Linked DNA regions of Homo sapiens: all the other regions are linked to region 1. A link is a contact called in ENCODE Hi-C or POLR2A ChIA-PET data. All regions are on one chromosome and are shown on one strand. Each heading gives the region's core, a stretch centred on a gene start or an enhancer-like site at or near the end of the contact. The rest is flanking DNA. Distances are from core to core; before and after follow the strand shown.

Region 1 (3,591 bases), core at 601-3,100:
TCTCTTCACCTGAGACAGTCTCTTCATCTAAGATGGGAATACTCACACTTTACAGGTCACCTAATGAGATGGTTTGAGGCTCAGATGGACATAGGCCTGTCTCATACTCCATGAGACATGTGCTGCACGCATGGGCTAGCTGCTACTATTTCATTCCTGAGTCCCCATGCTTCCCACCCTGTTCTTGGCAGAATTCTCACCACAGGCAACTTTTTCCGAAGCTCCTTCCGTAGGATCCCGTCATTGAGCAGCACAAGCAGGTTAGAGGCAGAGTACACTGAGGGGTAGAGAGTGGCCTTGAGAGGCTGGCTCTGCAGCCTCCATCCCTCTCACCTTCTCCCCAGAGCTGCAGGGATCACCTGTCACATGCTCTGCTCAGACACCCACAGACTATGTGGAAACCAACCTTCTTCTCCACCCACTTCCTCAGCACTCCCCTCTCCCCAACATGATCTCACAAGGGTGGCTGGACCAAGAAAGGATGGGTCAATCTCAGTGACAAGCCAGTTACTGCCCTGCTGGATGGCACTGGTCATCCAGCTGCCCACAACTGCCCATCGCTCTCTGAACTGCCACAGATACACGGTCCCACCTCCTGGCCCTTTCTCTCTTGGCAGCCTGTTCCTGAGGGTCTATTCCACCTCCACTTTTCTTTTTTCTGAGTCGGAGTTTCACTCTTGTTGCCCAGGCTGGAGTGCAATGGCACAATCTCGGCTCACTGCAACCTCTGCCTCCCAGGTTCAAGCAATTCTCCTGCCTCAGCCTCTCAAGTAGCTGGGACTACAGGCACCTGCTACCATGCCCAGCTAATTTTTGTATTTTTAGTAGAGATGGGGTTTCACCATGTTGGCCAGGCTGGTCTCGAACTCCTGACCTCACGTGATCCACCTGCCTCTGCCTCCCAAAGTGCTGGGATTACAAGTGTGAGCCACTGCACCTGGCCTCACCTCTGCTTTTCAAAACCCAGTGCATTCTTTCAGGACTGTGACAGCAGTCACTGGGCAAACACTCTTGAGGTAGTTACAATCTGGGAATCCTGGAATCTGGGAGATCTAGACTTGAATCTTGGTTCTGGGACCATCAGTGACTGTTCTCTAACCTCACTGAGCTTCTTCCTTAAATGGACAGTGATGACAATAAGTACCACTTAATATGACTGTAGGGAGGATTAACAAGTAAAGGTAAGAAAGGCACTTAGTCCAGCGCCTGGCCAGTAGTGAATACTCAGATAAGGTCCCCAGACGTGTCTCTTGACTTAGGGACATGGAGGGCCCAGGACAATGAACAACAGACCTTGTGCCGATTCAGTCATAGCACAAGGTGTCTAACGGGCAGCCCAGGTCCTCGGGCTGGGGTGCTCACCCTCTCTGGGGAACTCACCAGGGGCCAGGCAGCCGATCCCCCATCCCCCACCCCCAGAGCCCGGCTCACCCAGCTCTGACAGCTCGTGCGAATCGGCGAATCGACCTGGGGAGAGGGTACAGAAGGAGGTGTGAGTGAGCATCTGCCTCACATTTCGTCTTCGGGTCCCGGAAATCCCCTCCCTACGCCCTTTGGGAACCTGGACGGGTCTTCTCAAGCACAGCGATCACTACCCTGACTCCGCAGGGAAGGGGGCCACTGGGGTCATAGGTCAGGGCCCAGAAGGAACTGATCAAAGGTCAGGGTGGCACCTGCCAGCAGGTAACTGAAGCCCCGCACTGCTGTCTCCAGCTGGGCCGTGGCGGCCGGGTGACGAGTCACGTACTCCTGGTAGCGGAGGCCCAGGAGCCGCAGCTTCTCCATCCTGCCCTCGGCACCGACAGACCCACAGAAGGACCGTACGACAGGCTGCGGCGCCCTGCTTCCTGCGCCCTCCTTCCTGCTTCCGGTCTTAGGCCCGCCTCTTGGTTGCTTAACTTCCGCGGGCCAGAAGGCTGAGGACTTGAAGAACCGGTGAACCACCCTTCACCCCATCTCTTGAACCGCTTCCCACTCGGGTAGCCCTTAGCAACTGAGGGCCCAAACCCGGCCCCCTACTCCCTCAAGTCATTGGTTAGCACGCTCTCCGCCCCTGACCCGCCCAGCGCCGTCAGCACCCAGCTCTTCCGTTTACCGGGTTGGCTGCCCTTGCGCCTGCGCAGTTAAAGCTCCGGTAAAGCCGGGCGGCAGTCAGAGCAGTTCATTCTAGAGAAGGGAGCTGGAGCCCCGAGTCTTTCCAATGGAACGCCGAGAGACTCGAACGGCAGGGCCGGATTTTAAAGGGCTGAGAGATAGCGGGTGCTTGAAAAAAGGAGCCTCGATCAGATTTGGGGAGGTGCGGGGCGTCTAAATACAGTTGCACTGTGTCTCAGCAGGCGCGCGTTCGGCCAGTATCCCCATCTCCGTTTCCTCAACAAAGGTAGTGCTGGGGAAACTGAGGCAGTAAGGAGTCCAGCCCTCTAGTGCCGTCTCGATCCCCTAGACAGCACAGTTAGTGCTCCGGCTTCGGCCTCAGCTCCCGTATGGACTGTGCCCCCCAAAGGGCTCGCGCCTGCATTCCCACATACGCGAAGAAAGCCCTGGCCCGGGCTTCTCTCGGCTCGGTGGCCCTTGGGCGGGAGTATCCCTTCTCTGGGTCTCGGATTTCCCGATCTGTAAAATGGTTTGAGGGCAGACTTGATCCTTGAACTCAGAATCGATCTCAGCTTTCTGGCCCTCGGACGCACCTCGCAGTCCTCAGCTGCGCCCCCAAGGGAAGGGGAGACCCCTGGGGAGTATCTTCCCAAACCAAGCAGCCTCCCTGGAACGGGTGGCACCGGGAGATCTGCGGCGAGTGGTGGAGGGAACGGGCGCTCTGGGGAGGTAGCGCTGATTGGCTGCGGGGAAAGGGGCGTGACATGGGTGGAGCCGTGGGCCAGTGGCCTGAGGGAGCGGGCCAGCGGATTTATGGTACCCTGAGAATAGTAATACATTATTTTACCTAATCCTCTCCACCAGATATCTCCAGATGAAGAAAGCATCCTTTTAAGAACGCCCAGCCAAAATTTGAGTGTTGGTCTTTTCTGACCTCAGAGACTAGGCGGTTTTTTTTAATTCATTTTTTTTAACTTTAATTTTATTTTTAGAGACCAGGTCTAAGCATCACACCTCACCAGGAAACCACAACCTTCCTTCCACTCCCTCACTCCACCCTACTCCACAGCTTAGTTTTCTTCTCTATCAGGTGGGGGATTAAAGCTGCCCTCTTCTCACATCAAAGAACGAAGACCCAGGGAAAGGTGACCAGGGGCCTGAGGAGAGGCAAAGGTCTTGGAGAACAGAGGAGGTGGTCATGGGCATCGTCGACATCATTTCTGGCCACGCTCTGGGTTCCAGGCTTGCTTGCCCTCCTCCCAGCAGCCCCAAGTTGCTATGAACTGTTCACAGATGGGAAATTAGGGCCCAATAAGGAGGGGAAAGGATTTGTCCCACATGGCACAGCAAGGCACTGGCCAAAGAGGCCACAGCGCAGGTCTCCAGTGGCAGTGCCCTCTCTCCTACTGCCCACAGCCCACAAAAGCTGTGACATGTTGAGGCTCCTTGGTCATAAGGCCAGTTAGCAACTGGGATTAGGACCTAGGCTCAGGGCCC
Region 2 (3,591 bases), core at 631-3,130, 1.6 Mb after region 1:
AGGCCTGTGATCTGGGCCAAAGGCCATTCTTAATGGAAACAGGTGGTGGACTGTCATGAGGAAAGAACCACTAGGGGAACCATAACCTTCCTGGTTAAAGCAACAACTGAAAGCTCCAGCTTTGCTTTACCAACAGTGCTGCTTCAATCTTGGCTAACTCATGATCAGAAACCACATACTAGGTAAGTAAAGCCTGAAGAATATAAAAATTAACATGAGAAGAAAATCACTGTAGCAACAGTTTGTGCATGCTATTGTAATTCCATGATTTTCTAAGTGGACTCTTTAATGCTAAAACAGAAAGGGTGATTCTATATTGAGACGCCTTCATTCTCACCAAGGATTAATAGAGAGGCTGAAACTTCCAAAGCGCTTGGAGAGAAGCTACACTTGTGGGCAAGGGGAAAGCATCCAATTAAAGCCTTCCCAATTCATGGGTAATCAAAGACAGTGAAAAGAACTTTAAAAGGTGAAGTTCCGGGCGGGGGCGGTGGCTCACGCCTGTAATCCCCAGCACTCTGGGAGGTCGAGGCGGGTGGATCACCCGAGGTCAGGAGTTCGAGACCATCCAGCCTGATCAACATGGTGAAACCCCGTCTATACTAAAAATACGAAAATTAGCCAGGCCTGGTGGCACATGCCTGTAATCCCAGCTACTTGGGAGGCTGAGGCAGGAGAATTGCTTGAACCTGGGGAGGTTGCAGTGAGCCGAGATAGCGCCACTGCACTCCAGCCTAAGCAACAAGAGCGAAACTCCGTCTTAAAAAAAAAAAAAAAAAAGATGAAGTTCTTGTAAAAGATTCATTATTTGTAACCTCTTACACTGCACACATTATAAAGCATTTCATGCTCTTTAAAACTGTTATACAGCCTTTTTACTCGAAGGTAATAAACCTACAGCTCTCTCCTGGCGAGAAAGAGATTCCATTTTGCGGAAACAGATTCCAGTCAAAATCTTACCACATTCCCCTCAACTATGGGTATGAGCCTAAACCAATGAGAAGCTCCTTGGTGCATGTGTAATGGTCTCCAAGAATTACAACAACATCCTACCCGGAGGACCACAACCACGACACCACTGGCTTTAAAATCAAAGCCTGGTCCCTAGCGAAGAAAGCGCTTTAATGTGCTCCTCCCGCTCCCGGGTGCGAGATTCCTGCCCAGCTACTAGGCCACGACTGGGTGAGCACCTGATGTGGGGGGAGGGCGAGCCAAGGCCGTAGCGGATCTGGGGCGAGGAACGAGGGGCTCTCGAGGCTCGGGAAAAGCGCTGCCTTCTAGGGGCGCGGACCCTTCGGCACCCACAGGAGTGGACACTAAGAACACGTGAGACGACAGGGGCAGAGATGGGGTGTCCCGGGCAGGTAGCCTGGGTCCAGCACGGCAGCCAGAAAGACGAGGAAAACGGAGCTGGCCCTGGGCAGGGCACGAGGCCTCTGAGCCTAGAGAGTGAAGGTAAAGGGCGCGGGGAGAGGAAGCAAAGCCACGAGGAGGGCGGGTCTCCCTGGGCGCGGGGGCACGCGCTGGGCAAACGCGACAGGACCCGGGGAGCCGGGGACCCCGACATGCAGGAGGAGATCGCAGCCCTACCCCAGGACGCAGGGAACGAGAAAAGGCCGCGCCCGGAGGGCCCTGTGACCCGCGGCCTCCCTAACCGGACCCGCCCCGCGGCGCCTCCCTCTTGCCTTTTTTCCCCTCCCTCCCTCCCGCGGCCCGTTATCCTGCGGCCGCAGCACTCACCAGCGGCTGCACCTGAGCCTGCCGCTGCCTCAGTTGCTGCCTGCGCCTCCGCAGCCGCCGCCGCCGCCTCGCTGCTGAGGCCGAATCCCGGGGGAGCCTCCGCGTCCCGCCGCCGCTGCCGCTGCCGCCAGAGCAGAACACCCCAAAATGGCGGCACTTCCGGCACCTACCACCGGCGGGGAGGGCAGAGGAGGAGGGGGAGCGCGGCGAGGGGGAACGTATCACCGCGGCGCCGCCCGCAGCGCCGATGCGAGCGGAGCGCGGCGTAGGGGCGGGCCGAGCGCCGGGCGCTGCAGCGCCCCCTCGGGCTGGGAAGTGGAGGAGCAGCCGCACCTAAGCCCCTGGGGCCGCGGGCGGAGCCCTCAACCTAGGGAGCTGCAGGGGCGCATCTCTTTGTCTCCGATCCCTACTGGAGGGAAGAGCCAGGCCTGGGAATCTGAAGTTCTCGACTCCGCCCATCGCACCCACAGGAGCTCTAGATGACCCTGGTGGGCAAGGAGGCACCCCTACTGGGCACTGAATAGGAGCATAATAAGATATTTGTTGAATAAATGGATGAGTGAGTGACTGGTGCTTGGCCAGCGTTGGGCACATGGCACGCCCCTTTTTGCCCCAGCAGACAAGCAACAGCATCCAGGCCTTCCTTCTTTGCTGGGATGTGAATATGTGTGTTCCAAGTGCAGGGAGTGCTTTTTAGCAAGATAATCAGTGTGAACGCACAACCTGGCAACGATCGCTGCGACATAAGGAAGTTCACAAAGATTCTATTAAGAGACCGATTGCCCAGCCATAACCTGCTTTTACCGAAAAAAAAATATATATATATATTTTTTTTTCTTAACTCAGGTTAGGTCTCTAAAGACTTCCTCCTGAGTTACTCTGGAATCCCTGGGTCTAGATGGAACGCAAGCAGTACAATTTGTTGTTGTTGTTGTTGTTGTTTAAGCCAACATTTATTCCTAGGTTCCAGACCTTGTGAGGCAGTTAAATGCAGATTAAGAAAGAAAACTTTGTTCTGGAAGCTTTTGGCCCCATCAACATGCAAATAACTCATGGGATGGTTTCTCTCTAACATCATCTGGCTTCCCAGAGAATATAATTTTTATACCCACAAATACTGATTATATCCTACCTTACCACAAACAACAAGTGGGCTTCCAAGCAGAAGCCTCAAGGGTTTTCCTCTTTCGCCTTTGGGGGGGAAAAAAACTAACCAGAGTTTTTCTGGTACCATATAGTCCTTAAATTGTACATGATCATATTCCCTAATTGTACTGGGTAGTTTTATATACATTCATAATGCTGATATATGATCTTGTTCTTGTTAATAGTTTTATGTGTAGTTGACTGAAAACATCCTATATTTATAGACCATTATAGCTTACAGAATGTTGTCACAAATATTACCATATATTTGCTGCTATAGGTTGTAGAAATGTTTCAAGCAGAGAGTCTGTCTCCTTTTGTGCTCCATAGAATCATGTGGATATCCACATGGCTCACTTCCTCACCTCCTTCAGACTTTGACTTAAGTGTCACCTTCTCAGTCCAGTCTTCCCTAAGCACTCTATTTTACACTGCTTGCATGCATGGCATGTGCACACACACACACACCCATGCTTTCAATCCCACTTTCATTTTTATCCAAAACATTTATCATTATCTAACACAGTTTTTTTTTTTTTTTGAGACGGAGTCTAGCTCTTGTCACCCAGGCTGGAGTGCAGTGGCGCGATCTCGGCTCACTGCAACCTCCACCTCCCAGGTTCAAGCAATTCTCCTGCCTCAGCCTCCCGAGTAGCTGGGATTACAGGCGCGTGCCACGATGCCTGACTAATTTTTGTATTTTTA
Region 3 (3,591 bases), core at 981-3,480, 1.5 Mb after region 1:
AATGTGTTGTTTTCCTTTAACATTTTTTCCTTCCCTATTCACATTAGTTCCTCCCACCATAGAATCCATAATATCACTTTAATGTGTTATCTATGTTTTTTATGTATTCATTATACATAGACTTATATATACTGATACCTTTAATCACATACACATATACAAGGTTTCTTTTTGTCATTATTTTAAAATAGTCTCTTAAAAAATAAAAATAGTGGATCATATTAAATAAATATTTCTGCATCTCACTTTTCTCACACACCTGGAAACCCCTGCAATTTTATTAATTTGTAATTTTTTTTATTTTTTTATTTTTGAGACAGGGTCTCGCTCTGTTACCCAGACTGGAGTGCAGTGGCACGATCAGGGCTCACTGCAGCCTTGACCTCCCGGGTTCAAGCAATCCTTCCACCTCAGCCTCCTGAGTAGCTGGGGCTACAGGTGCGCACCATTACACCTGACTAATTTTAAATTTTTTTGTAGAGACCAGTTCTCAGTTTGTTACCCAGGCTGGTCTGGAACTCCTGGGCTCAAAAGATCTTCCTTCCTAGGCCTCCCAAAGTGCTGGGATTACAGATGTGAGCCACCGGGCCTTAGGTATCCGATGGGAATTCCAGGCCAGGTGGGAGGAAAGGGTAGTGCATTGGCACCAAGTAACGTTTCTGGCTGGGTCTTGCCCATCCCCTTGTTGGGTGGCCAGGAGCGCTCAGCCTCCAGAGGCAGGAATGCTGACTGTGTTATTGTGAAATCATTTGCATATTGTGAAGTGCTTTGCATAAGATGGAGCGCTTTTGCATACAGGGAGGGGGGCATTTTAGAAGTCCTAGGGCAGGATCCCTGAGTAGCTTTTCTTTGCCAAGAAACTAACCCAGGGATTCCATTTTGGAACTCAGGGAGGGAACAGAACGTCCTGGCAGTTGTATGGGCCCGGTGGGGTGAGATGGACAGAAAGCTTCAGAAGACAAGCTGGGCCACCAGGGAGAAGTTGGCGGTCTAAGGAAGGCCAACAGTGCAACATGAAGTGGGACAGGCACCAGAGGCAGCCCTGAGAGCTGAGTGTGCTCTCAAGAGCCCCAGCAGAGGGGAAAGTGACAGAGTAAATGGTTGGAGCTGCCATGGGAGGCTGATGAGGGTCAGAGACTTAAGAGACCTGTACTCAGTCGCTATCTCTGCCCAAGTGAGTACCCACATGCCCCTTCCTGAATCTTCTCCTGTACTGGCTGATTTCCAGAGAAGAATACAAACTCGAAACGCCAAGCCAGACTCCCACTGCTGTTCAGGACCTAGACGTGAGAAGTGGTATCACATACTCTGGCTTCAGGACACCCAGGTTTGAATCCTGGCTCTGCCATCTGTGCCACTGTGTGACCCTGGGCTAACAGTACCCACCACAATGGGATAATATGAGGATTCAGTGAGATAGTGCGAGTAAAGTGAATAGCACATAGTAGGTGGTCAGTAAATTGCGGTTATAAGAACTGCTATCCAGTGTTTGCTGCCTTAGTCTAACCAAAGAGGTCAGGTCTAGCTTCCTCCAGGTGAGGGAAGCACAGAGCCCTCGCCTCCCAGGTTTGGAGTTCCCATCAGCAGGGTCCAGCCACCATGCATTGGACCCCAAAGGGTTACAAGCCCTGGAGACAGTGGCCTGAGGTTCCCAGTGAAAAACCAAAGCATAAAAATAATTCGATGAGTAAGAATAAAATTCCCTCTTCTGAGGTTCCCGGGGCCAGGCCCCTCCCTGCGGCAGGCACTTCCCCTTTCCCTTGCTCATGGAGGAGCCAGGCCGGGCTGACTCAGAGCAGGAGCGCACAGTAGTCCTCCCAGCCCGACCTGGGCGGCGTGGTCTGGCGGCCGGGCGCGCCCCCGTGCGGCCACGGGCAGACTGCGGCCCTGGACGGGAAGCGGCGGCCAGATCCGCAAGCCCCGCAGCCTGGTCGATCGCGGTCCCCGCAGAGCCGCCGCTTCCGTCCCTGCCCAGCCTGGCTGAGCGCGGTGCGTGTGGCTCTCTCACTTCCGACCGACCCTCCCCTCCGGCCCGCAGCCCTGCCCAAACGGAAGTGCGCCCTCTACCCGGGTCCCCCACCGCCGCGAGGCGGAAGCGCCCTCCCGCCGCCACTCCCCCCGACCCCGCGGCACGCGGCGCCTCGGGTTCCGGACAGGCCCCTTGTGACGTGGCCGCGCGCCGGGGGCGGCCCCGGGCCGGGGGCCGGGCGGCCGGGCGGCCGGGCGGGGCAGAGCCTGGGCGGGGCGCGGCACCGCAGCTGGATGGCTGGGGCCGCCCGGATCGCCGCCGCCGCCGCCGCACGGTGAGTGCCAGCAGGACCCTCGGGGCCCGCGCCCCGGGCGTGATGGACCCGGCCGATCCCTCGCCCCGTCCGACTGGTCCTCATCAGACCTGGGCCGGCTCCCAGGACCCGGGAGTCAGGCTCGCCCGCTTCGGCCTCCTCTCCCCCATCGCTCCGCGCCCCACGCCCCATCCCTCCCTCGCTGTCCTCTCCGCGTCCCACCCGCCTCTCTCTAGCTCTCTCACTCTCTACTTTCCTCTCCCCTTGGACTCTCCGTGTATTCCCTCCCGCTAGCCTGTGGTCCCCTCACCTCTGCGTGACCGCCTCGTCCTGGCCCAGTCTTGCCTGTGGTCCCCAGTGGAGCCCCGCTGGCTTCATCAGTGCCCCTGATTAGTTAAGGCCTGGAGGTCCTAGACATGGGCATCTCTGCCACCACCCAGAGGCAGCTGCTTTCTTCCCCTCCCATCTCCATCAGAAGGTGAGGAAACTGAGGCAGGGACATCACCAGCTCAAGGTCACAGCCAGCCTGAGGCAGAGCAGACCACATTTAAACCTCATGCCCGAGTTTCCAGATGGAACTTCTCGCTTGGTTGACTCACGTCCACATCCTGTGATCGGCCGGCTGGGCACATTCCTGCTGCAGGGAGCCCCAGGCCTTCCCTGGCACAGGCAGGGCCTCTGCGCCTCCTCATGCCGGGTACATCCACCTGCACTTTCAGGCTTATCTCGTCCTCACAGCTGAGGCAGGTGATATTGATCCCTGTCCTGCAGATGAGGGCACTGAGGCTCAGAGGGGGGGCTTCAGAGATTTGCCCAGAGTTAGACAGCTCAAAGTGCAGCATAGAATTCACCGTGGGGGCTCTAAAGCCTGCGCTATACAAGAGAGAGGCATCCCCTGGCTAAAGGCTCCTTCCTCATCAGCCCCATCTCCTGTTGCCCTCAGTGCCCTGGGGACATTGGTCTCATGTCCTAGGAAGAAGCGTGGATGGTCTTGCCCTGGCTCATCTGCTCAGTTTCCCCACGTATGTCTCTCTGAATCCACCCCATCCCCTTAGAAGGGGTGCCTCAGTCTCTGGGGTGTCGCGGGCGGCAGGGCCTCCCCTGGCAGCCAGAGACACCCAGCTGGGCCGGGCCGTGCCGCCGGTGGCTGAGGAGAGCCAGCCAGCGCCTCACCCTGTCATTAGGGAAAGTTTAGCCTCAGGCGGAGGTGCTGACACAGTCTGGAGCTGCTCAGAAGGAAAAAATACGCAGTGCTCAGGAGTAGGGTGTGGAGACACAGGGCCCCATTGCTGTGCACCCAGCATTTGGA
Region 4 (3,591 bases), core at 599-3,098, 1.4 Mb after region 1:
TCCAGGTAGAGAGGCTGCAGCACACATATGTGGAAGCCCTGCATGCCTACGTCTCCATCCACCATCCCCATGTGAGTCTCCCCATGGTGTTCCTTTTCCTCCTTCCCACACACAGGCCCATTCCCTGACATACCTACTTTCCCTTCAAGAATTTCTCTCTGACTGCATGCTGTGCAGACAATTCACCTCTCCCACAACTCCCCTACTCTTGCCCCGCTTCCCTGGGGACAGGCAAAAGCTGTGTTTGTCTCTCTCCTTTCCCCAGGACCGACTGATGTTCCCACGGATGCTAATGAAACTGGTGAGCCTCCGGACCCTGAGCAGCGTCCACTCAGAGCAAGTGTTTGCACTGCGTCTGCAGGACAAAAAGCTCCCACCGCTGCTCTCTGAGATCTGGGATGTGCACGAATGACTGTTCTGTCCCCATATTTTCTGTTTTCTTGGCCGGATGGCTGAGGCCTGGTGGCTGCCTCCTAGAAGTGGAACAGACTGAGAAGGGCAAACATTCCTGGGAGCTGGGCAAGGAGATCCTCCCGTGGCATTAAAAGAGAGTCAAAGGGTTGCGAGTTTTGTGGCTACTGAGCAGTGGAGCCCTCGCTAACACTGTGCTGTGTCTGAAGATCATGCTGACCCCACAAACGGATGGGCCTGGGGGCCACTTTGCACAGGGTTCTCCAGAGCCCTGCCCATCCTGCCTCCACCACTTCCTGTTTTTCCCACAGGGCCCCAAGAAAAATTCTCCACTGTCACTCTGTGGTATGGCCATAAATGCCTCAGCGCCGCCTCACTGATAGGTCTGGTACTGTTTGAACAGGAAGATCAAAATGAATACAAAATGAGAGAAACCAATTTCTGGATTGGGGGTGGGGACACGGTAATAGAGGAGGAAGCCTGCGATCTTTAGGATCCGCCTCCAGGCCCAGAGGAGGGAGAGTCACAAATGACAGCCTTGGCCGTGAGAGGGGGCCTCTTCTTACTAACCCCCACTGCGCCATATGGGTAAATGGAATGCTGAGGCTTAGGCGCCCCCTTCCCCTGCTGGGATCCGGGTAGGATCCGGTTGCCTTTCTGCGGTGGAGGAGGAAGTGTTGGATTTCAGCGCTAAGGCGTCGGCGGTGCACCTCACGTGCATGTGTAGCATGCCTTGGTTTTTCCTTTGGCATCTGAAAAAGGCACAACCTGAAAGACCTAGAACCCAGTGTCGGTCCCCAGGCCCTTTGGGACAGGAAGAGAAGAGCCGTGTGGCCGCGGGGAGGATGTCCTGAGGCGGGGCTGTCCTCGCGGACTGACTGGACTCCATCTCCCAGCGGGCGCCGCGGCGCGGCCACGCCCCCCCACTCCCCGCGCGCGCCCGGTGGAGGTAACCGCGGCCGCGCGCCCCCCTCTGCCCCCGCTGCCCAGGATTGGTAGGCTCCACCGCTCGGCAGCCGGCTTCCCTGCTCGGACGCCGAGCACCGCCAAAGCGCGTGAGTGGGGGGTGGGGACTGGGGGATGGGGAGCCCGTCAGGAAGTCTCAGGGGCCGATTATCTTGGGAAGTGACTTTCAGAGGAATCCCCATGTCGTCGAAACGGGCGCTATGACCCCGTCGGGTGAGAGTCTCTCTGAGCAACCCAAACAGAAGGTACTGCTGTGGGTCCCCCACTTGGCACGCGACGGCGCTGGGTCGGCCTGGCGCGCCCTCCCGCGCCCACGGGCGCTAGGCTAGGTCTGTGCGCAGCCGCTGTCTCCCGAGGTCGGCCCCGCCCCGCGGCGCTCGGCTCGGTGCAGCCCCGGCCCCCCGGGCTGAATGGTACGGCCCCGGCCCCGGCCTCCCCCTCCGCACCCCGCGCGAGTGGTGCGTGCCCCCCAGTGCAGACGCGGAACTGGCGCCCGCTCGGAGCGGCGCCGCGCTGGGGAGCGACTGACGCCCCGCTGCCGGGGGACGTCGGGCTGGGCCTGGCCAGTCCCCCAGAGCTTGGGAGGTAGGAGAGTCTGGGCCGGTGGGGTCCTGGGCGAGCGTCTGGGGACTCCGAGCGGGAGACGGGCTCTGAGAGGACACCGTGGCTCTTGGAGGAAGGGGTCTCTCAGGAGGCCCTGGGGGAGTGTGAAGGGGCGTGGGGACGGGGGTCTGCCGAGGAGGGGCGGGGACGGGGATGGGGGCGCCCCGGGCAGAGGAGGGGGCTCAGGCTACTGGGCTTGGTTCCTGCCGAGCGGGCGGCTCGGGTTCAGGTTCGGGGCGGGGGCGGGGGCGGGGGAGAACTGTCCAGCAGGTGAGGGGGCGGGCAGAGCTGGCCAGCCCTGGGGCCGAACCCGCACAGCGCTTGGCGGGTGTGCTTGTGCGTGTGCGTGCTTGCGCCTTATTTTTGGCTAGAATTTGGAGAAACACGTTTGGTTCTCAAGAAATTTTTTTTTTAACTTGATATTTCAAAATTGACTTGCTGGAGAGAGAACACCATTTCATCTTTCTGCAATCGCTCTCCTCCCCATCCTCGTGTATCTACCTTCTTCCACCTTTCCCTGCCCTCCCCTCTACCCCAACCCTGCCAGCTGCCAGCCTCCTTGCTCCAGTTCTCCCATACGCTGGACCAGTCTGTGCTGATGAGCTTGCAAGGTCACTGCCTGGGGAGGTAGAGGAGGGGAGGAGAGCCTCCTGTTGTGTTCACGTCAGCAGAGATGTCATATCGCTCTCTGGTTCCTGTGGTTTTACTGTGAGATCCTGTCCAAAATGAGGGACGAATCCAAAGGGTTGGTTAGCATGGCTATTTCTGCTGAAAAGGCATAGATAACTTAAAAGTTTGTGAATCCTAAATCTACCTCTGGGTGGAGCTGATGGTGATGTCGGACTTCAGCAGATAGATATGCATTTTGAGCTGGATGCTTTTGGAATACAGGAAGATAGGAACCAGAGGCTCTACGTTAGTAAACATGGTTGAGGCAAGAGGCAGAGTCGGAGCCTCGTTGGTTGTGAAGACAAGAGTGTGAGTTGTGGGTGATGTTAGAGGATTTAGTCTTTAGAGGAGTTAAAGGTGTTAGTCTTTTTGGGGAGGGGAGAGAGGAGAGAATGAGAAGGAAAATCTTAGTTATCTTTGCAATCTGAATAACTGAAGGCAGTGGCTGCTGATCAGATGTGAACTCTGGCTAAAAATTTATCCTACCACCCGTAGCTAGAATAATAACAAGATCTCAGGGTCCTTGTGGCTCTGGAAGGAAATGATTGTGAGTGACTTGAGTTTCGTCAGATAGTTGTCAGTGGAGAGGGACTGAGATCCCACCAAGGCTAGAGAGGCCTGATGCGTACTCAGTAGGAGGTGCTTCAGGCCTGATCTTTGAGATTTTGGTTGGAGAGGGCTCCGGGTTTTCAATGTAAACATAGATTGCAAGGTGTAGTCTAGAGCTCTGGTTCTATAAATTCTGTTTTACTTTAAGATACTTTGGCTCTCACTCTAGTCATTTCTACATAATTCTTTTTTTTTTTTCGAATCCCATGACAGGTTAACTACATAATTCTTTATTAAAACAAATTATGCTTTTTACTCATATCCCATTTCATTTCTCTATTTCTCTCCCCCTTGGATTCTGCTCAGGAGGAGCTGAGTGCGGCTCTGTTATAG
Region 5 (3,591 bases), core at 412-2,911, 1.4 Mb before region 1:
CAGCTACCATCAAGATCGGTATGATTGTTATGGCTCATTTTATTATTATTCCCTGTTTAAGGGCTCATCCCAGAGGTTAAGTATCTTGCCTTGTCCTGGGTTTAAAACGCAACCAGGAAGCTACCTAGGTCTGTGTGATTCTCAGACCACCCTGACTTCTTTACAGTTTGCTCAACAGTGGTTCATGCTTGAATGTGATTCAGAATCACCTGGAGGCCTTATTAAAACCAATTGTCCCACAGTTTTCCATTCAGTAAGTTGGGATGGGGCTTCAAAATACGCACTCCTAACAAGTTCCCAGATGATGTTGCTCCTGGTTCAAGGACCACGCTGTGAGAACTACAGTGCTGGGCTGGGATCCAGCTCCCGCCCTTACTCCACTCGTACAAAGCGCTCATAATCATACCCTCCCACAACGGTGTGTTGTGAGAGGACATTGTGATAATGGAAGTGAAAGAGCTTTGTCAGCTGCACAGGTGAATGCCCCTGGTCATTAACCAGGTAATCTGCCTGAGGCTAGTCCTCTGGAGCCTGGGAGGGCAGAGGGCTGGGACGCAGGGTGGGCACCGCAGCCACCTAGAGAGCTCTTGCAGCCCACCTCAATTTTGGGCCACTTTTTCTTCAGGGAGAAAGCCAGCTTTGAGGGCTTAGGCCCACAGCCCCTCCTGCCACTATTCTCATCAACCCACACCTCCTCCCTCACCTCAGGCAGCTGCTGGGCACTGCCCCAGCACTGGTTGTTCTGGGCTACTTCCCCAGGGGCCAGTCCAGGCAAGCTGGGGCAGCTCAAGCCTGTGACTCAGGACCTGAGGCTGGATCCCGCTCACGCCCGCCTCCATGAGATTCAGAGCCCTCGACTTCCCTTCTCTGAGCCTTAAACTGCGCATTAGTAAAATAGGCGCAACGAGAGTACCCATGAGTTGTGGGAATTCAAGGGCTAGAACTGTATTCAGCGCTTGGCATAGAGCCTGGCCCCTGGCAAGGATTCAATCAATGGTAGTCAGTATTTTCAAAAAGTTCCTGGGCCCAGGCCGCCTCCTGATAGAGGCCCCGACTTAGGACACAAACCGCTCCCACGCCGTTCCCCGGCGGCACCCGGATACACCCGCCCTGGAATGCCAGCGTGGGGGCCCCAGGGCTACCCGCCCGAGATGAGAGGGGCAGGGCAGGGCAGGATTAGGAAGGCGCTGAGCCCAGGCTGGTGCGGGGAGGGGCGTGGCCTCACCCTACTAGGGCCGGGGGATGGGGTGGGCTCGAAGGAGAAAGTGAAGGAGGCGGGGGCGCTGGGAGGGCCCGGGAGGAGACCGGGAGGACGAGGTAGGCGGGAGCTGGGCGGGACCGTTAGGCAGCGCCGTGAGTGGACAGGGCTGGAGCGGGGCGGGCTTAATCCCCAGTGTAACCTGGGGGCGGGGCTGCCGGGATAGAGGAGAGACTCCGTAGCGGGGCGGGGCCTCAGCTCCAGCTGGGCCCGGGGGCGAGGCTGGTTGGGGTACGGCCATAGTGGGCGGGGCCTGGCCGGCGGGAGCGCACCGCCTTCCCAAAGGGCTCGGGGGCGGGGCCGGCGGAGGGGGCGTGTCTTCTGGGGGCGGGGCCTGCCGAGTCCGCGGCGTTCCCCGGCTGCAGCCGGGAGGGGGCCGAGGAGTGACTGAGCCCCGGGCTGTGCAGTCCGACGCCGACTGAGGCACGAGCGGGTGACGCTGGGCCTGCAGCGCGGAGCAGAAAGCAGAACCCGCAGGTGAGCAAGGGGGCAGCGGGCCGGGGTAGCCTGCCGGACAACCATAGGCAAAGTTAGTTTTAGCCCCCGCTTCTGCGGTCCGGCTCGGACAACTTTCCTCGGAACTAGTGACAGGTCGGGGCAGCTGGTGGGTGAAAAGGAGCTTTAGCCACCAGTCCTGAACCCCCAGTTCTCACACTCGGCCGTGCACAGCTGCGTGATCCTGGGTCCGTCCCTCTACCTGGCTCTGGACCTCCCGGGTTCCAGCAGGAGGAAGTGAACCAGGTGAATTCCACGCTCCCGTTGCCCTTTCTCACTTAAAACGCCGGAAGGTGAGAGCTGGCAGGTGAGAGCAGGCTGCAGGTCGCCACAGGTGTTCCCATCGCGTTGCCCTCTGCAGTTTCTCTCCCTGCAAAATGGGACTGAGAGAAGCGAATTGCTTTAAAGAGTGCACTGTTTCCTCGGTTGGGGCTCGAACCCACCAACCCTGGGGAAGAGGAGGCCAAAGCAGGGAGGTTCCATTTCCCGCCTCACCTGCTTCCCACCAATTCTAACAGTTCAACTGAGCCGGACCCCCTAAGACTTCAAGTTGGAAACTCAGTGGGGCTTTTCCAGGTGAGCTGGCCTGAGCAGGAGGTTGGAAACTGGGGAACAGTTCTTACACTGGTGAGTGGGGAAGAGAAGGGAAAACCCCACCAATCCTTGGGCCCAGGGTCAAGCCCAGGGCCCCAGGGGCCCTTGAAGCATACCCGGGGTTAATTTCTTGGCTGACGGGTTCTGTTCCTGGAGGTGGTGGGTGCTCTGTGCTGGGCCCCAGTAGCGGGGCAGCATAGTTCTGTGGTCAAGGCTTGGGCTTTGGGATCAAACTGATTTGGATTCCATTCCCCCTCCAAACTTCAGTTTCCTCACCTGTAAAATGGGGATAATGACAATATCCAATAGCAGGAGCAAGCACTAAATAGAATAATGTGTATACACTACTTAGCAAGGTGCCAGGAAACCAGTGAGACCTCCCTCTGTGACAGCTGCTTTGATGCGGGTGGGCAGGTGATGGGCTTGCTTCCTATGGGGAATGAGCCTTTTTTTTTTCTTGGAGAGATGGGGTTGGCTACAGCCCCTCCTGACCTTGTGAAAGCCAGAAATTGCCACCTGCCACCAACATCACTCTATTTGAGGGATGAGGACTGTGTCATCTGGAACAAAGAGTGGCTGAGTTTTCTGTAATGTTGCTTGAGGTTGGTAAGTGTTGAGTTAAATAAGTCTAAAAATGTTTACTGAGCACCTACTATATGCTAGAGAGAGCTAGAGGATACAGAGGTGAACTAGCCAGGCCTGAGTTGCTGACAATGAGGGCTCCCCCATCCCTACCATGTCCCTGTAGAGAGGATCAGTCACACCCAGGGCTTATAACCAGATGAGATTTCATGGGTCTGTTCTGCCCTGGTGGCTGGAATCCAGCTATACCATTGCACACTTGGCTTGGGATGGGGGCGAGGGGCAATGTGGGCACCCGATATCTAAGCAGGGTTGGACACTGAAGGACGCTGAAGGTGCTGCATTATATTGGCTCCCTGCATCTTCTGGGAGATAAGCTGTACAGTATGGAACAAACTGGAAAGTGCTGTGGGACAGAGACGGACTGGCGGCTGCGCTGTGTGCAGGAGACTGTGTGTGTATGTAGGGCAGGGGGAGGTGTTCAGAAGAGTGAGACACTTGAGAAGCCAGGGCAGGGGGTGGGGGTAAGGAGGCTTCCTGGAGGGGGTGAGACTTGAATAGGACTTTCTCTCTGGGCTCCTGGTCCTGGTTTGGCTTGGATCAACATGGGACCACAGTCTCTTCAAGCACTGAAGTGGCATAAATTGGAGTTTGGTATGGTG
Region 6 (3,591 bases), core at 395-2,894, 1.3 Mb after region 1:
GTGAAACCCTGTCTCTACTAAAATACAAAAAATTAGTCAGGCGTGGTGGTGTGTGCCTCTAGTCCCAGCTGCTCCGGAGACTGAGGCAGGGGAATCGCTTGAACCCGGGAGGCGGAGATTGCAGTGAGCCGAGATTGTGCCACTGCACTCCGGCCTGGGCAACAGAGTGAGACTCCGTCTCAAAAAAAAAAAAAAAAAAAAAGCAGTGAGGAGGCTGGGCACAGTGGCTCACACCTGTAATCTCAGCACTTTGGCAGACCGAGGTGGATGGATGCCAGGAGTTCTAGACCAGCCTAGGCAACTTAGGGAGACTCTGTCTCTACAAAAAATGCAAAAATTAGCTGAGTGTTGCGGCGCGCACCTGTAGTCCCAGCTACTCGGGAGGCTGAGGTGGGAGGATCGATGTCCAGGAAGTCCAGCCTGCATTGAGCCCACATCCTGCCACTGCACTCCAGCCTGGGTGACAGAGAGAGGCCCTGTCTCAAAAAAAAAAAAAAAAAAAAGAAAGAGAGAAAGAAAGAAAGAAAAAATAAAAACAGCCAACGACCAAACAAATAAAAGAGCAGTGAGAACCAGACACGGTGGCTCATGCCTGTAATCCCAGCACTTTGGGAGGCAGAGGCAGGAGGATCACTTGAGCCCAGGAGGTCCAGACCAACGTGGGAAACATAGCAAGACCTTGTCTCTACAAAAATAAAAATAAAAAAATTAGGCTTGGGGATACAGGTCTGCAAGCCTACTTGGGAGGCTGAGGTGGGAGGATCAGTGAAACTTGAGGTCAAGGCTGCAGTGAGCTGTGATTACATCACTGCACTCCAGCCTGGGTAACGGAAGAGAGACACTGCCTCTAGGAAAAAAAAAAAAAAAAAAAAAAAAAGGCAAGGAGTTCCAATCATTCTCCCTTCACAGAGAAGCAGCTTGGATTCGATGGGACTGTAGTTTCTGGAATCCGACTGCAAAGCTGACCGCTGGTAGAGCCCAGCTTCTAACTTAGGAAAGGCACTAGCTCTCTACAAAGCCGCCACTCCCCAACTACACCCTGTAGGGACCAGCCAATCCCAAAGCCCGAGCGGGCGTCATCACCAATTGCAAGGCGGGAGACAGAGCCTTGGCTGGCACCGGGCCTCCTCCCCGGACCCGCAGAGGCCTGGCAGCGCCGCGTTTGAGGAGGGTTCGTGTCAGGAAGTCAAGGCTGGATGATCGCTTAAGCCCAGGAGTTAAAGACCGGCCCGGACAACAAAGCGAGACCCCGTCTCTCCAGAAAAAGAAAAAAAGAGAGAGAGAGAGAGAAATTAGCCGGGCGTGGTGGCGTACGCTTGTAGTCCCATCTACTTAGGAGGCTGAGGTGGGAGGATCGCTTGAGCCCAGGAGGTGGAGGCTGCACTGAGCTATGATCGCCCCACTGCCCTCCAGAGTGAGCGACAGAGCCAGACCCTGTTGCTAAAAAAAAAAAAAAAATCCATAAAGCCGGGGACCATCTTTGCTCCAGGGAGGTCAGCTGACCCGGGCTGGCACTGGCCCTGGCGCAGTTCCCGCCCCTCCCGGGAGCGCTGGCACCGCCCCTTGGCACCACCCCCTCCCCGCGCCCCCGCCTTCCAGGAAGGGGCGGGGTCTCCGAGACGGGTGGGGCCGGAGCTCCAAGCTGGTTTGAACAAGCCCTGGGCATGTTTGGCGGGAAGTTGGCTTAGCTCGGCTACCTGTGGCCCCGCAGTTTTGTAGTCCCCGCCTTGTTTCTCCCCAGAGGCCTCTCAATCCTCCCTCCATGATCTTCGCATAGAGCACAGTACCCCTTCACACGGAGGACGCGATGGCTCCCAAGAAACGCCCAGAAACCCAGAAGACCTCCGAGATTGTATTACGCCCCAGGAACAAGAGGAGCAGGAGTCCCCTGGAGCTGGAGCCCGAGGCCAAGAAGCTCTGTGCGAAGGGCTCCGGTACTGCCTGTGCCTGCTGCTTGAATATTTCCGCCTTTTAGGGTGCTCGCGCAGGAGGCTGCAGCGGGGGATGGGTGCTCCGAGGCTCCCGAGGCCCGCGCAGGTCACGGGTGCCTCCGGCTGTGCATTCTACCTGCAGGTCCTTTGACACCAGAGTGTTTAGGTTTCAACACCTCTCCCGCTAGGTAACAGGAAGCAGATGAGCTCCGTAACAACAGACACACGGACTTGTCAGATTCCTTGTTCGTATCAGGGTTCTTGCACAGTTAGGACGGCTTCAGAGAATCCTACCTTTCCTGGCGCTGTGTGTGCTGGATTTCATAGTCACGCTTGTTAGCTGCACGTCCTCGGTGGTCAGTTGTGAGAGCCCCCAATTCCTTCCTCCTTAGAAAGCTCATTCTCTGAGGTTTACTGGGGCTTGAACCTGGGGCTATAAGGAGTTTCGAGACACTCAAAAACGAGCTGGGGCTTGTTAATCAAGTGGTTTTTGTCCATGAGAAGAAAGAATTGGTTGTCAAGACGTCGGACCTATAGTGATTGGGTCCTCAAATACAGTTTGGTGATCAGGAGTTGTTGCTTTATTGCTATTCTAATTTCACTTACCTCCCCAGAAGTAACCTAGTTAAGAGCATTTCCAGGCCTTCCTATTCCTTCTTTTCCTAAACGGTGACTTCTGCCATGCTGCCCTAAAATCTTTTTATTGTGCATTATATGTGATTTATAAAATTGTGACCCAGTCCCATCTCGAGTTTTGCAGCCCAAACTGGGAAGAGTTCTGCATTGTACTTTATCCTTGTGTGTTTCTTTGGCTGGGGTCTCAGGAACCCTGCACGACTGTATTTACTTTCACTTCAGACTTACTGTTTGTGGGAGTGTTTTGGGGAAGGGGCCAAATCCTCACTCATTTTTTTATTTCTGGTGCTCGTTGAGACCACACAGACATGGAAAGGCCGCAGGAGGTGATGAGACAGAGATTAACCGTGCCGAATGAAACAAGGCTTCCTTTCGGGGAATTCAGCAGAAAAACCTTTCGTGAGATTGGAGAGGAAAATATGTCTGTTCTGCTTGGCAGGTCCTAGCAGAAGATGTGACTCAGACTGCCTCTGGGTGGGGCTGGCTGGCCCACAGATCCTGCCACCATGCCGCAGCATCGTCAGGACCCTCCACCAGCATAAGCTGGGCAGAGCTTCCTGGCCATCTGTCCAGCAGGTAAGGCATTTTTTGCCTCAAGTCCTCAAGGGTTTACACGTGCATTTTTACTATTGCATGCTCCCAAATTAGATGATGGCTTGGTTCACCAGCTTGTCAGAGTGGTCCGATCACCCAGACTGTGGTGACTGGCCTACTGGGCACTCAGCCAGGTAAAAAATGTCTTATGTTGTAAAGGTCCCAGCTGGAATGCACTCTGCCCCTTTTGCTTTCCAAGATTATTCGTTCGTGTACATTGCAAATATTTTCATGCACAGGGCAGGCAGTTAGCTTTCCTTTGGTGGGAGGACTTGGATCTAGGGCTCATCCATGAAGGAGGCAGAGATTGGCAGTTTACCCAGAACTTGGGTTTTAATTCAACCTAATTCATTTCTCTCTGTGGCAGGGGCTCCAGCAGTCCTTTTTGCACACTCTGGATTCTTACCGGATATTACAAAAGGCTGCCCCC
Region 7 (3,591 bases), core at 730-3,229, 1.3 Mb after region 1:
TCCAAGACATCACATCAAAGCAAATGGAATCTACAACCATGATCACAGAAGGCCTGGGCCTTGGTAAATTGCCTGTCAAGAACAACTGGGAAAACGGTTCCTTGTGGGCACTCACTTGAGTGTGTTCTGTGAAGAAATCAGAGTCCTTCTTCTCTGGGGAGTGATTAGGAACGGCACTACTCATGTTGTCTATCCAAAGCTAGAAAGGAGAAGACACCCCTAAAACACAGGGCTCTGAATACTCCTAACCCTCCTGCCCCAGCCCCAAGAACAGGCACTTACATCAGTGCCATGCCTAGCCAGGGCCGCACTCCCCAGCTGCCGGATCTTCTCCCGGTACATCTGGGCAGCTCGGCTATTATATTTGGTGTTGGCATCATTGGCTGTGCATCCATGTTGGCGAAAAAAAGCCGTCTGGAGAGCAAAGAAGAGAGCAGCGCGTGCTACGGGTGATTCTCAAGAAGGAAACGTGTTGGCTGTAGGAGACATCTCCTTATGACAGCGAAGTTATTATCTATACAGGATGATACACGCTACTGACACCGGTTTTTCAGAGATAAAGTTTCTCGAAATTCCTGCAAAAAACACCTTGCAGCGGGCCATCCTCTGATATGACTGAAGTCCAGGCCCCACTGAACGCTGCCTGAGCACAACATCCCATACCCAGCCTCCCCATCCTTCATCCAGGGCAGGCCCACAAGACCCAATGACTGTGAAGGCTCCCAACTCCTGTGGCTTTTCCCCAAGAACACCTGCCCAGTTTAATTGGAATCTGAAACCCATTTAAGAGAAGCTGTGACCAGTTTCGAAGTTTTCAGAAAATAGCTTATGGTGGTGTTATAGAACAGAGAACCCTCTGAACAGGGAAAACGACAGGGCCTCTTAGGGAGTCGTGCAAAGTTAGTAACCAGGCAGAAGAATGGAAGGTGAGGGAAGTAGAAGGAGCTTTACCGCATTGGCATTCCCGCCGACCTGCATACACCTCAGCTGGAACCAGTTCCAGTTGGAATCCAACTCTGTGGACCTGTGTACAAGGGCTGCGTCTCACCCACTAGCAGATACCAGCAGGATTTCCCTGGCAACCCGGATACCTGTCACTTGGCCTCAGGCTGCTGTAGGCACCCAGGAAACATTAATCAGCCATCACCCCATTTCCTCCACACTACCCTGTCCATGAAAACTCTCCTCTTCGTTCATTTACTCCAAAGAGTACTAATTATGTCCCCAGATCCGAAAGGAGGTCACATTCTCAGGCACGCACGCCTGGATTTGGCTTTCCCCTAATGGATGGTCACAGTCTCACTAGAGACATACTGGTCTAACAACATATCAGCAACAACAAGGTCAATGCCTCCCTTTCCCCTCAACTAACGCTCAGAGTCTCAAGCCTGACCGTCAAAAAAGAGGAAGTTTTGGCCCAGAGGCGGAGACGGACCGCCCATGTGCCAAAGGGCCCACACAGGTGGTTCCCTCTGGCAGGAGGCTACCGGACCCTCTCGGCCCAGAGGCTTCCCACCGAATTCAGAGCGGCCCAAGTCGAGGCAGCCACTCTCCCTTGTTGCCCAGACACCCCTGGCCGGCCGGGTGGAAACACGGCAACCGCGCGGAGAGCCTACCTGATGAAGCTCAGATGGACGCCCAGGGAGCGGTGCACCCCGGAACAGTCAATGCACAAGAAAACACCGTACGTGATGCTGGCCCAACTCGGATTCTTGGCGCCGCAGTCGAAACAGGCCTGGGTGGAGGCGGCGATGAGCGAATCGTCAGGGGCCCCGAGTAAAGGCCAGGCACCGACACCCCAGAAACATAACCCACCTCCGCCCTTCTCCCTCCCTCAGGCCCCAGCGGGACGAGAGACTCCGCGCGCCCCCTGCTCACGCACCTTGTTGGTTGGAACTGCGCGAAGCCTCTTAAAAAGAGTCTGGATTTCGGTCTTGTTCGGCTCCGCCGCCATTTTCTCTCCTTCCCAGACACAACCGCGGCTGACGGGTCCCGCCGCGGGCCAATCCACGGCGGGGAGGGCGGGCTCACCAGGCCGGCCTCAGCGGTGCCTGGGCCAGCCGAGGGGTGGGGTGATTGGAGTCCGATCTGGACCAATGGGCAGCCGGCGGGACGGGGGCGGCGACGACAACCGCGGCCGCAAGAATCAACGCCGCGCCGGGCCAATCCGCAGCCGGGGCGGGGCGACGGCGCGCGGACCGGCCCAAACCTCCTCGCGCGCGTAGTACCCTTCCCCCCGCCCCTCCCACGCCGCAACCCCCAGGTGGAGTCGCCCCCACGCCGCGCAGGCTGCGGGAGGCTGGGGGCGGGGACCCCCACTCCAGCTAATTACAGATCGATGAATAAGGATTAGGCTGCCCAAACACTCCTCGTCCCTCCGGCCCGAACGGGCAGACGCATTGGCCCGCGTCTCGCCCAGCCTTCAGCCGTTCTCGGTTAACAGCAAGCCTGACAGCGAGTCCCCTCCACTCCAGATTAGTATCTCGAAGTTCCAGAGCAGGTACCAAGCAGGCAAACCCTTTTCCAACCCCGGCCCCATAACAGACGCTAGGCCTCTCTCTAGATGCCCTCTGGTGGCCTGGCAAGGGTGTCCTATCAAAAAAATGCACATGAGCCCGACAGTGGTGTTTTTGTTTTTGTGTGTGGGTGTGTGTCAAGTTTTAATACACGCTAGAACAAGCCACAAGAGGGTGCTGCTAGGCCAGAACTACACTCACCCCAAGCCCACCCCAGGAACCCCAAAGCAGAGGTCAGGAACTGAGTCCACAGCTCCTGGGGAGGCCCAGGCACCCCTGAACGCTTCTGTCACCTCTGACCTCCCATCTTGCCCTCAGCCTAGACTCGTCCCTTCCCTACCAGTCCCTTCCCTAGACAAAGGCCCCTCCCCTCCCTGGGTCCCAGGACTTCCTCCCTCAAGGGACAGAGGAGCAGCCAGAGAGCGACGGTTCAGGGCCCTGAGGGTCCGGCTCTCCAGGAGAAGCTGGGCTCTGAACCAGGGTGGGTAAACGTTGCAGAAGGGCTGTCAGGACACTCAGGCGCCCACACACTCCACGTAGTTGGCAGGGTACAGGCCAATGCGGCCACTCTGCAACTGGCCTTGGCACCAGCCCTGCTCGTCCTCCTCACTCATCTTCAGCAGCTCCTCCCCTGGGGGAAAGGGGATTGGTCACTGCCAGTGGCCCTGGCCCAGGCCCTGTTCCTGCAACTGGGTCAAGGACTGAGGGGGATGGTGTGGTCCCAGAGCCCAGCTAGCAAAGACATGGCTCAGGCAGAGGCAGGTCAAGGTCAGCAAGCTGCCCCACCCCAGACCCTGAATGCAGCCACCAGGCACCAGCTATCTGGACCTGGAACAGCTGAAGGGACAGAGGACTGGCCCTTAAGAAGTGGGTATTTGGCTTCCCTTTCTGACACCCCTGCTCAGGCAGATAAGGCAGAGGCTGAAGCTAGGAAAGGGGTCCCAGGGTACCTGCTCGGAAGCTCAGCTCATCAGCTTCCTGGCCAGCGTAGTCATAGAGTGCCCTCACCCGAACCCCGGTGGCAGCCTTCCGGGGACTCTCTTCATCTGACCACTCCTCATCCTGCCCCGTGCTG

The links. A loop is a pair of places that touch in the nucleus more often than their neighbours do. ChIA-PET counts read pairs that join two places held with the same protein, here RNA polymerase II (POLR2A). Pooled maps may share reads with other maps.
Region 2: a loop to region 1 is called in a map of naive thymus-derived CD4-positive, alpha-beta T cell, with 9 times the contacts of the local background. The contact joins the promoter of CELF1 here to the promoter of PEX16 in region 1. A Hi-C loop is called at or near these places in 1 of 168 maps with a recorded cell type or tissue (naive thymus-derived CD4-positive, alpha-beta T cell) and 5 of 50 pooled maps. POLR2A ChIA-PET finds 5 or more read pairs at or near these places in 1 of 52 experiments (activated B cell).
Region 3: a loop to region 1 is called in a map of ascending aorta, with 6 times the contacts of the local background. The contact joins the promoter of SLC39A13 here to the promoter of PEX16 in region 1. A Hi-C loop is called at or near these places in 1 of 168 maps with a recorded cell type or tissue (ascending aorta), 1 of 37 single-sample maps with no recorded cell type and 8 of 50 pooled maps. POLR2A ChIA-PET finds 5 or more read pairs at or near these places in 2 of 52 experiments (CD4-positive, alpha-beta T cell and activated CD4-positive, alpha-beta T cell).
Region 4: a loop to region 1 is called in a map of naive thymus-derived CD4-positive, alpha-beta T cell, with 28 times the contacts of the local background. The contact joins the promoter of MADD here to the promoter of PEX16 in region 1. A Hi-C loop is called at or near these places in 1 of 168 maps with a recorded cell type or tissue (naive thymus-derived CD4-positive, alpha-beta T cell), 1 of 37 single-sample maps with no recorded cell type and 8 of 50 pooled maps. POLR2A ChIA-PET finds 5 or more read pairs at or near these places in 1 of 52 experiments (B cell).
Region 5: a loop to region 1 is called in a map of B cell, with 6 times the contacts of the local background. The contact joins the promoter of CD82 here to the promoter of PEX16 in region 1. A Hi-C loop is called at or near these places in 1 of 168 maps with a recorded cell type or tissue (B cell), 4 of 37 single-sample maps with no recorded cell type and 14 of 50 pooled maps.
Region 6: a pooled map shows a loop between it and region 1 (14-fold over the local background). The contact joins the promoter of DDB2 here to the promoter of PEX16 in region 1. A Hi-C loop is called at or near these places in 8 of 50 pooled maps. POLR2A ChIA-PET finds 5 or more read pairs at or near these places in 3 of 52 experiments (CD4-positive, alpha-beta T cell, CD4-positive, alpha-beta memory T cell and WTC11).
Region 7: a loop to region 1 is called in a map of naive thymus-derived CD4-positive, alpha-beta T cell, with 9 times the contacts of the local background. The contact joins the promoter of ARFGAP2 here to the promoter of PEX16 in region 1. A Hi-C loop is called at or near these places in 1 of 168 maps with a recorded cell type or tissue (naive thymus-derived CD4-positive, alpha-beta T cell), 1 of 37 single-sample maps with no recorded cell type and 8 of 50 pooled maps.

What each region holds. Positions count from the first base shown.
Region 1 is chr11:45,916,027-45,919,617 of GRCh38, forward strand. It overlaps PEX16 (peroxisomal biogenesis factor 16), which reads right to left and starts at 1,851. Exons shown (of 11, transcript NM_004813.4): 1 at 1,674-1,851; 2 at 1,432-1,467; 3 at 201-277. The coding sequence starts at 1,785. RefSeq lists enhancers at 907-1,659, 1,606-1,675.
Region 2 is chr11:47,551,252-47,554,842 of GRCh38, forward strand. It overlaps CELF1 (CUGBP Elav-like family member 1), which reads right to left and starts at 1,881. Exons shown (of 15, transcript NM_001376376.1): 1 at 1,741-1,881. RefSeq lists enhancers at 93-768, 1,444-2,119 and silencers at 1,467-1,556, 1,627-2,156.
Region 3 is chr11:47,406,360-47,409,950 of GRCh38, forward strand. It overlaps SLC39A13 (solute carrier family 39 member 13), which reads left to right and starts at 2,231. Exons shown (of 10, transcript NM_001128225.3): 1 at 2,231-2,303. It overlaps SLC39A13-AS1 (SLC39A13 antisense RNA 1), which reads right to left and starts at 2,923. Exons shown (of 4, transcript NR_182308.1): 1 at 2,593-2,923. RefSeq lists enhancers at 1,513-2,335, 2,624-3,490, 3,491-3,591 and a silencer at 1,744-2,533.
Region 4 is chr11:47,268,285-47,271,875 of GRCh38, forward strand. It overlaps MADD (MAP kinase activating death domain), which reads left to right and starts at 1,849. Exons shown (of 37, transcript NM_001376571.1): 1 at 1,849-1,962. NR1H3 (nuclear receptor subfamily 1 group H member 3) reads left to right here. Exons shown (of 10, transcript NM_005693.4): 9 at 1-71; 10 at 266-749. The coding sequence ends at 412. MADD-AS1 (MADD antisense RNA 1) reads right to left here. Exons shown (of 3, transcript NR_120569.1): 2 at 2,795-2,857; 3 at 2,373-2,696. RefSeq lists enhancers at 1,031-1,140, 1,614-1,908 and silencers at 1,291-1,400, 1,611-2,140.
Region 5 is chr11:44,564,002-44,567,592 of GRCh38, forward strand. CD82 (CD82 molecule) reads left to right here and starts at 1,662. Exons shown (of 10, transcript NM_002231.4): 1 at 1,662-1,735. RefSeq lists a silencer at 1,161-1,760 and enhancers at 1,675-2,175, 2,681-2,750.
Region 6 is chr11:47,213,330-47,216,920 of GRCh38, forward strand. It overlaps DDB2 (damage specific DNA binding protein 2), which reads left to right and starts at 1,645. Exons shown (of 10, transcript NM_000107.3): 1 at 1,645-1,934; 2 at 3,007-3,143; 3 at 3,529-3,591. The coding sequence starts at 1,808. RefSeq lists enhancers at 249-1,085, 1,086-1,921, 1,128-1,367, 1,209-2,408, 1,698-1,977 and a silencer at 1,438-1,647.
Region 7 is chr11:47,174,900-47,178,490 of GRCh38, forward strand. It overlaps ARFGAP2 (ARF GTPase activating protein 2), which reads right to left and starts at 1,980. Exons shown (of 16, transcript NM_032389.6): 1 at 1,883-1,980; 2 at 1,617-1,735; 3 at 952-1,024; 4 at 283-414; 5 at 116-199. The coding sequence starts at 1,954. It overlaps PACSIN3 (protein kinase C and casein kinase substrate in neurons 3), which reads right to left. Exons shown (of 11, transcript NM_016223.5): 10 at 3,467-3,588; 11 at 2,623-3,147. The coding sequence ends at 3,032. RefSeq lists enhancers at 1,728-1,957, 2,499-3,080, 2,928-2,977, 3,058-3,107 and a silencer at 2,008-2,437.